3 separate regions of the Homo sapiens genome follow, and regions 2 and 3 are each linked to region 1. A link is a contact called in ENCODE Hi-C or POLR2A ChIA-PET data. All regions are on one chromosome and are shown on one strand. The core of a region is the stretch at or near the end of the contact, and the rest is flanking DNA. Distances in the headings are between cores, read along the strand shown.

The links. Hi-C counts contacts between places; a loop is a spot of excess contacts on that map. ChIA-PET counts read pairs that join two places held with the same protein, here RNA polymerase II (POLR2A). Pooled maps may share reads with other maps.
Region 2: POLR2A ChIA-PET joins it to region 1 with 13 read pairs in activated T-cell. The contact joins the promoter of NEK2-DT here to the enhancer-like site in region 1. A Hi-C loop is called at or near these places in 2 of 37 single-sample maps with no recorded cell type and 1 of 50 pooled maps. POLR2A ChIA-PET finds 5 or more read pairs at or near these places in 2 of 52 experiments (activated B cell and activated T-cell).
Region 3: a loop to region 1 is called in a map of posterior vena cava, with 16 times the contacts of the local background. The contact joins two enhancer-like sites. A Hi-C loop is called at or near these places in 1 of 168 maps with a recorded cell type or tissue (posterior vena cava). POLR2A ChIA-PET finds 5 or more read pairs at or near these places in 1 of 52 experiments (activated naive CD8-positive, alpha-beta T cell).

The regions. Positions count from the first base shown.
Region 1 is chr1:212,211,726-212,214,425 of GRCh38, forward strand. It overlaps a transcript of LINC02608 not described here. Among named protein-coding and RNA genes, the nearest start is that of LINC02608, 72 kb to the right of the region's middle. Within about 2 kb of position 1,311, at least 2 of the 41 ENCODE cell types and tissues checked have a DNase peak (open chromatin) inside an H3K27ac peak, as active enhancers do.
Region 2 is chr1:211,674,378-211,677,077 of GRCh38, forward strand. NEK2-DT (NEK2 divergent transcript) reads left to right here and starts at 1,385. Exons shown (of 4, transcript NR_148994.1): 1 at 1,385-1,489; 2 at 2,690-2,700. It overlaps NEK2 (NIMA related kinase 2), which reads right to left and starts at 1,244. Exons shown (of 8, transcript NM_002497.4): 1 at 1,007-1,244; 2 at 1-136. The coding sequence starts at 1,102. RefSeq lists enhancers at 948-1,207, 1,230-1,524.
Region 3 is chr1:212,753,034-212,755,733 of GRCh38, forward strand. The region is part of intron 4 of NSL1 (NSL1 component of MIS12 kinetochore complex); the gene reads right to left. Among named protein-coding and RNA genes, the nearest start is that of NSL1, 37 kb to the right of the region's middle. Within about 2 kb of position 1,303, at least 4 of the 41 ENCODE cell types and tissues checked have a DNase peak (open chromatin) inside an H3K27ac peak, as active enhancers do.

The sequences.
Region 1 (2,700 bases), core at 61-2,560:
CTGTTATAGCAGCATAAAATGGACTAAGGCACACATGTTAGGGATTTTTTTTTTTTTTAAAGACTGAGTACTGCTCTGTCGCGCAGGCTGGAATGCAGTGGTGCGATCTCAGCTCACTGCAACCTCTGCCTCCTGGGTTCAAGTGATTCTTCTGCCTCAGCCTCCAGAGTAGCTGGGACTACAGGTGCATGCCACCACGCCCAGCTAATTTTTGTATTTTTAATAGAGATGGAGTTTCACCATGTTGGCCAGGCTGATCTCGAACTCCTGACCTTGTGATCTGCCCACCTCAGCCTCCCAAAGTGCTGGGATTACAGGCATGAGCCACCGCACCCAGCCACATGTTAGGGATTTTTAAAACTCAGAACTGGATTGAATTTGGGGCTTTGCTGCTTACTAGCTGTAGTAACTTAAATGCATTTCTTAACCTATAAAAAGGAGATAGATACCACATGGACAGCAGTGAAGATTAAATGAACCAACCTATGGCTATGAGGAAGATTTCTGATGCAGGTAACAGAGCCCCCAACTTAATATGATATAACACAATAATAAATTATTATATCACATGCTAGGAAGTCCAGAAATATCTCAGGCTCCAGGGGAGAATACTCGGTTCCGCCCTCCCGTAGGTGTTACATTCATCCTTAGGTTGATAACAAGATAACTGTAAGAGTTTCAGGAATCTCATCTAGAAATAAAAACCAGAGAGAAAGGTCATCTCTTTCTGTGTCTCTTTCACACAATCTTTCTTTTCCAGAACTTTCCTTCATGCTTCATTGGCCAGTGTTTTGTTATTTGACCTTTCCTCAACAAGTCCTTGGCAAGGGAGATGGAAATATCATGACTGGCTTAGACTAATCAATACTTACTTTCGGAATTGGAATGGGGTCACCTTTCTCTGGGTTTCAAAAGGAAACAATAGATGAACAAAATTGAGGTTCTGTTAGCTAAAATGGAAGAATGGAGAAATAGAAGTTGAGTAGGCCACCCGTAGGTTCCACTATCATCAGCAAATGCCCAGTATAAAGATTAATACCCAGCAGGTATATGTCCAAGAAATGTTAGTCATCACTTTTCTCAGTGACACCTGAACGTGATGTACAAAGACTGGTTTGAAGGCACATCTTCATGCAGCTCTTAACTCAGAAATCAAGTCATCTGACAGGTGCCGATGAAAATTTTTTCAGAAACTTCAGATGGACAGCTTCCAGAAGTAGATGCTGGCTCTTCACAACTTGCCGCACATTGCACAGCACATTACGTTGCCAAGCAGGTATCTTGGGATTGGTGGGTTGCTCCTTCTGCTTAGAGGCCCCAAGCATCTGGTGTTTCTCTCTTCTGTGTTGGCGGATCCTCTGAACTTTGATACAGTCTTCATTCCACAATTGGCAAAGAAAATCTCCTCTGGGATACAGCCCACACACGCCTCACGCCTGGGGAGGCATGACTCCCGGCCCTGTCCTTTCACTTCAAATGAAATATAATAAATATGAAAGGAAACCAAAAGACAGGCAGACAAAAAGCATACTCAGAAAGACAGAATGAGAAAACACATATACGCTCACAAAAGCAAGGGAGAACAAAAGAGGGCAAAGGGCAGACATCTCTGTGTCCACTGGAGCTCTGAGGAATCAGAATTTCTAAAGCTTTTTTTTTTTTTTTTTTTTTTTTTTTTTTTGTTGAGACAGAGTCTCGCACTCTTGTCCTCCAGGCTGGAGTGCAATAGCATGATCTCTGCTCACTGCAACCTCCGCCTCCAGGGTTCAAGCGATTCTCCTGCCTCAGCCTCCCGAGTAGCTGGGATTACAGGTGCCCGCCACCATGCCTGGCTAATTTTTTTTGTATTTTTAGTAGAGAGGGGTTTCACCGTGTTGGCCAGGCTGGTCTCGAATTCCTGACCTCAGGTGATCCGCCCACCTCGGCTTCCCAAAGTGCTGGGATTATAGGCCTGAGCCACCGAGCCCGGCCTCTAAAGCTATTTTTTAAAATGTAAAGATTTATGAGTTATCCTCTCCTTCCTGATAGCCCTCTTTTCAGCAGTTACTTTATTCGTATTGAGGCAGGAGGATGAACAAAGGATCTTTCCTCCTCAAGAAACACCCCCTCCTTCCTCAGTTCCACACCCCTGCCCTAAGAATCCATGACTCCAGGAAATATTTTCAGATAAAACAATTCCAGTTACTGGAAAATTGCAAGGCTTTCCTCTGTGGGTTTACAACAGCCTGGCCTCTGACCCACCAATAAAAGAGATTTACTAAGTGATAGTAACACCTTTCATGTAGTCTCAACATGAGGCAAGTCACTTTATCTGTCTCAATCCAGGCTCCTCAGGCTCATAATGGTGAAGGTTGGAATGGATTAGTGGTTTTGAGTGTATGTGCGTATGTTTGTATGTACATGCATATTAAACTATGTACATCGTATATAGTTTATGTATATGACCCTCCTTCACAGGGGCTCTGAAGGGAAATGGTGACCCTAAGGAGACCCATTTCTCTTCTCTGCTTTCCTTTGTCCCCTTGGTAATGACTTATCTCCTTCCTTCCCACACTGGGGCACCTGACTCAGTACAGACTCTTCTTCCTTCAAGGCATCTAGCTCAAAGGACTTGCCTCCCCTCCTTTTTACATGGGGAGCTATTACATATTAAACAACAGAACATCATTTCAAATGCCAACATCTTATGTGGCACTTCAA
Region 2 (2,700 bases), core at 135-2,634, 540 kb before region 1:
TCCGGTCAATAATCCGATCATAGTAACGAACGATGTTTGGATGTTTCAGTTCACGAAGCAAATTCACTTCAGAAACAAGCATCTGTTTCTCAGCTTCTGTCATGGAGCCATAGTCAAGTTCTTTCCAAACTAATATCTGAAATAAGAATTTCCAAGGTATGAATGAACTCATTATGCTCAAAAACAAAGAATGAAAGTTCCAAGATTTAACAAATTACCTCCCTTTTAATTATATCCTACAATCAAGGTCATTATCTAATTTAGTTCAATGAACTTAAGGAGCTGTGAGTTTACTTCCATAATCTTCCTCCAGTTCTAAGCAGTAAATGTATGTTGTGGGGAGACAAACGGGAATGAGGCACATGAGGACTCCCCCAACCCCTACCCTCAGTTGGTTAGTGGGAAGTTGGCTAAAAGGTACTATAGTCAAAATTGGGGTGAAGGTGGTCAAAGTCCCTGCCCCATTCCACCCCAGTCGTGTTTTCCCAGGATGAGACACCTTGGTAAAGATCCCTCCATCAGCAGCCAGGCAGTTTCCTGTCCAATGTTACTTTCTGTAAAAGTTCTACCTATATACATTGGGAAATATGAATCCAATAATCCTAATAATGGATATTTTGAGGGAGTCTGACTGCAGATACAAAGCTTCGGGTTCTGGTAGTCCTGCCCCTTTCTTGTGCCTGAGAGGGCCACTCTTAGAGCTCTAAAAACAGCTCAGGAATTAGTTACCTGTCACCAATGGAAGGTCCTTAGCAAGCCAAAGCAGGAGAAAGAGAGAAATGGGGAGAGAAACGGGAAAAGATGGAAATACATATATCAAAAGAAGCGGTCTCCCATCCTTTAAGCCACCCAGGACAGGCTGTCAGATGCAGACCCAGGAAAGACGGTTTAGTCTTCCGGGCACCCATTTCCTCAGCCCTGTCGGTTCCCTTCGGTGGCGCAGGGCGCTCGCCCCGAGGCGACGAAACCTAAGCAGGGGCAGGCGCAGGGTAGGTCCCACGCTCACCTTGCCATCACTCTTCCTCCGGATCTTCTGGCAGCGGCCGTAGGAGCCTGTGCCAATGGTGTACAACACTTCATAGTCCTCAGCCCGGGAAGGCATGGCCGGCCAGTCGCCAGAGTCGCGCTGCCTCACGCAGGTTGCGCCGCCAAGTGCGGAGCTCCAGGGACCAGGAACTCCAGGGACCTGGATGGAGAAGCCCCCGAGCAGCACTGACCCGCCACCCCTGCCTTGGGCCCCGTTTAACCGTCGCGGGCCCTGATCTCGCAGTCTATTGGCAGGCGGTGGGCCGCTTCGCCTCTCTCATTGGCTAAGAAGAACACAACAATACCCTAGGCATTTTGGGAAAAGTGTCACTAGGCAACCGCGTCGGCGTCTGCTTTTAACCTGTGGGAGAACCCGGCGAGCTAAGCCAAACGGAGGGCGGGAGAGAGGAAGCGGCAGCTGGCGCCTCTCGGCAACTCTAACCCTCTGATAGAGATCGCCAAGGTAACCGAGATCTAAGGTCCTCCCCTCAGGCTTCTTTGCACACCGCTTCCACCAGATGCCTTCTGACCTTTGCACTCTGGCCCCTCACACTACCTACTCTCCCCGGCACACGCATTCCTCGCTCAGGTTCCAGTACCCTGAACCTGGGTGGGGTCACGTTGAGGATATGCTGAGAGCTGAATACAAATTAGAAATACAGACTCCCGGGTGGGCGCGGTGACTCACGCTCGCCCGTAACCCTAGCACTTTGGGAAGCCGAGGTGGGTGGGTCGCTTGAGCCCAGGAGTTCAGACCAGCCTGGGCAACAGGGCAAACCTCGTCTCTACTGAAAATACGAAAATTAGGCCGGGCGCTGTGGCTCACGCCTATAATCCTAGCACTTTGGGAGGCCGAGGCGGGCGGATTGCTCGAGGCCAAGAGTTCAAGACCAGCCTGGCCAACATGGCGAAACCCCGTCTCTACTAAAAATGAAAAAAAAAAAAAAAAAAGTAACAGAGCATGGGGTTGCAGGCCTGTAATCCCAGCTTCTTGGGAGGCTGAGGCATGAGGAATTGCTTGAACCTGGGAGGCAGAGGTTACAGTGAGCCGTGCGCCACTGCACTCCAGCCTGGGCGACAGAGTGACACCCAGTCTCCAAAAAAAAAAAAAAAAGGAGAAATACTGTCGCTCTCCTACCAAGTACTTTACACGTCTTGTCCCGTTTATGTGTGCCAAATACACAATTAACCCTATCGACAATACTTCATTGAACACAGATTCTCTTTTACGCACCCACACACCAACGTTCTCAGCTTACCCAGCCAAATGAACAGCCCCATGTTTACCAGGGAAGGAGGACTTAGAGGCCTCCATCCAGGGCTTGTTAGAGGAATATGTAAATTACCAGAAAGCTAATAATTTGGAAATGCATGAACAGGCCAGTTTTCTTTAAATATCTGTTCAGCAAAGGATTAAAAGACACCTGATTTTCTATTAATAAGAATTTAAAAGCTCTTTATGTAAAAATAAGGGACTTATTACATGCCCTGAATATAACATAAGATAATTGGAATTGCCAACCAGGAGAATTTTTAAATTAACATTCAAGGGCACTGTCTTACCTCAGGGGAATAGGACCAATTTAGGTTTCAAAAGTTATGTAAGGCACTGCAAGTGGCTGTGTTAATTAGCATCATTTTTTTATTTTTGTGCCTCTTACAGATTGGTATCCA
Region 3 (2,700 bases), core at 53-2,552, 540 kb after region 1:
AGAAAGCAGCATCCCTGGTGAAAATGAAACCAAAAACACAGCAGTGATTTGTGATTTTCTGAAAGATAACCCTTTGCTACAATTTATAGAGATGTGTTGAACCCATTTGCTCAGTAGATGAAATCCTCTGCAGCACACCTTCCCACCTACACCTCACCACCTCCTTCAGTACCATGTTGCACCTCTCTTAAGGCACACTTTCAAACTCCTGACCCTCGCTCGTTATTATCTGGCCTCAGCCAAGTTTTTGACATTGTCTTGCAATGCTTCTTCCCTCTATTACTCACTTCACTACAGCCTCTCTGGTCTTTTGTTCCATGAATACTCAAGCTCATTCTTGATTTAAGAACTTTATTCTAGCTCTTCCCTCTGCTTGACAGCTCTTTTTCTTGATCATCACCAGATAAATTCCTTCCTGTTACTACCTCAGAAAAGTGTTTCCCCATCACCTAAACACACCACCCTAAAGCACTGATGTCACTTATTTATTTTTATATTTATTACTTTTCTTCTCCCACTAAAATATAAACTCTATAGAGTAAGAACTTTGTGCTGCTCACTAATATTACATCTGCCACATTGAGAACAGTTCTGTCATACTGTAGCCATTCAATATATACAACTGAATGGACCAATGAGTAACAGTCACTCATGATGTATTTATTGGGCATGCTGCTATATGCTGGCTATATATAATGTAAATATAATATTAAAAAACTCATGGAGCTTTCAGTTTTGTGAGAGAGCATAAACAAGAAAATAAACACAAATACTTATAAGCTGTAACAAGTACTATTAAGGAAATAAACAGGTGTCATGATAAACAACTGGGGAGAGTATTTTAATGAGGGTGGTTAGGTAAGATCTCTCTGAGGAGGTAACATTTAAATGAGAAAAGAGAACTGGGAAGATGTCAAACTTGGGCAAGGGGGCATGCATGTGTGACAGTGAGGCACTTTCAAAGAACTGAAAGACTGGCAGCAAACAGGAAAGTGCCTGAAATAAATCTGGAGAGGTAGGTAGGGGCCAGATCACCTAAGGGAATGCTAAAAGTCTAGAGTTTAGGATTTTAAGCAGAGGACTGAAAACTGATTTGCATTTTTAAAAGTATCCTAAGACTTCCTAGTCAAGTTGATTTCAGTAGTGCATAAAACTCCCTTCCTATGTCCAAAAGCATCAGTGAATATAGAAAATTAAAATGACATATCCTAAAGCATATACAAAATAAAACATTTCAATGAACCAGAAAAAAAGGAGAAGAGAAAAAGCTGCAAGTCAGGCTAAAGCTGCAGGCCTACCGGTAAGCAGAAGTAGCCAGGAATTGGCCTCCTGCAAGATAAAAGGTGTTCGAAGTGCTCCAGAAGAACAGGAAACGAAGAGACAGCTTCACTGTTTGAAACCGAGGGCTGAGACAGAGTTTACCCACCCTGAAAAGGTGGCTGAAAAAAACTGCCACTAACCAGCCCGGCGCGGTGGCTCACACCTGTAATCCCAGCACTTAAGGAGGCTGAGATGGGTGGATCACGTGAGGTCAGGAGTTGGAGACTAGCCTGGCCAACATGGTGAAACCCCGCCTCTACTAAAAATACAAAAATTATCCGGGCGTGGTGGTGGGCACCTGTAATCCCAGCTACTCAGGAGGATGAGGCAGGAGAATCACTTGAACCCAGGAGGCAGAGGTTGCAGTGAGCAACCATTACATTCCAGCCTGGGCAACAAGAGTAAAATTCTGTCTCAAAAAAAAAAAAAAAACCAACTCAAAAGACAAAACTGCTCCTAACCGCTGCCAGGAAGCAAAGCTTACTTAAAGCTAAACCAGAAATGATGGGAAGCAGATAATGCCTCCAAGCCTGGGCCTGGACCAATCTCCAGTGTCACACTGGGACAGAGGCCCTCTGTTGCCAGTGTTAAGATATGGCTCCAGCCTGGGATTGTTTGGGGCCAGATGGAAGGCAACCAAACCTACTAGACAGAGGGAGTGAAAGCAGTGGTAGACAGATATGCACATGAAAAATTCTAGTCAAGAAGCACTTGCAAATCAAAAGTCTAAAATACATGAAGAAATTAAAACCATGAAAGACAGCCAGTATAACCAATGTCAGGGAGAGGAATTTACTGCAGATGAAATGAAAATAGAGCAATATAAAAATGACTTTAAAATGCTACACAGCTCCAATAGCTAAAGAAAATCATAAGACATTGCAAAAGAAAAATAGGTTATAAAATAAAAACATAAAATACAAAAATAGAAGAAATGAGAAAGAAGCAAAGTTGAAGGATTAGGTTAAAGATTTTCTAGAATATAGGAGTCCTCAGATAAAAGTATATATGGAGATGTTAATGGAAGATGGGAGAAAAGAGGAATCTAGCAAAACCAAATAATCTCTCACAAAAAACAAAAATACATATATAATATTATTTAAATAAAATTGTCTCTGTGTATATAAGCAAGAAAAAAATTACCAATAAAAACCATGGAGTTGAACTATGTTACATGTTGAGTGAAAAAAGAAAAACAATGACAGAATAAAATGCATTATGTAATATTTATATAAACAACTAAAAAAACCCCTGTGTCTACCTATGTGCATACAAATGCATTGATAAAGATCTAAAATTAGACACAGCAAACTGATAATAGTTGCCTATTTGAAGATGTGTGGGATGTGACAGATTGGGAGGCGAAGTTATGGTATATTT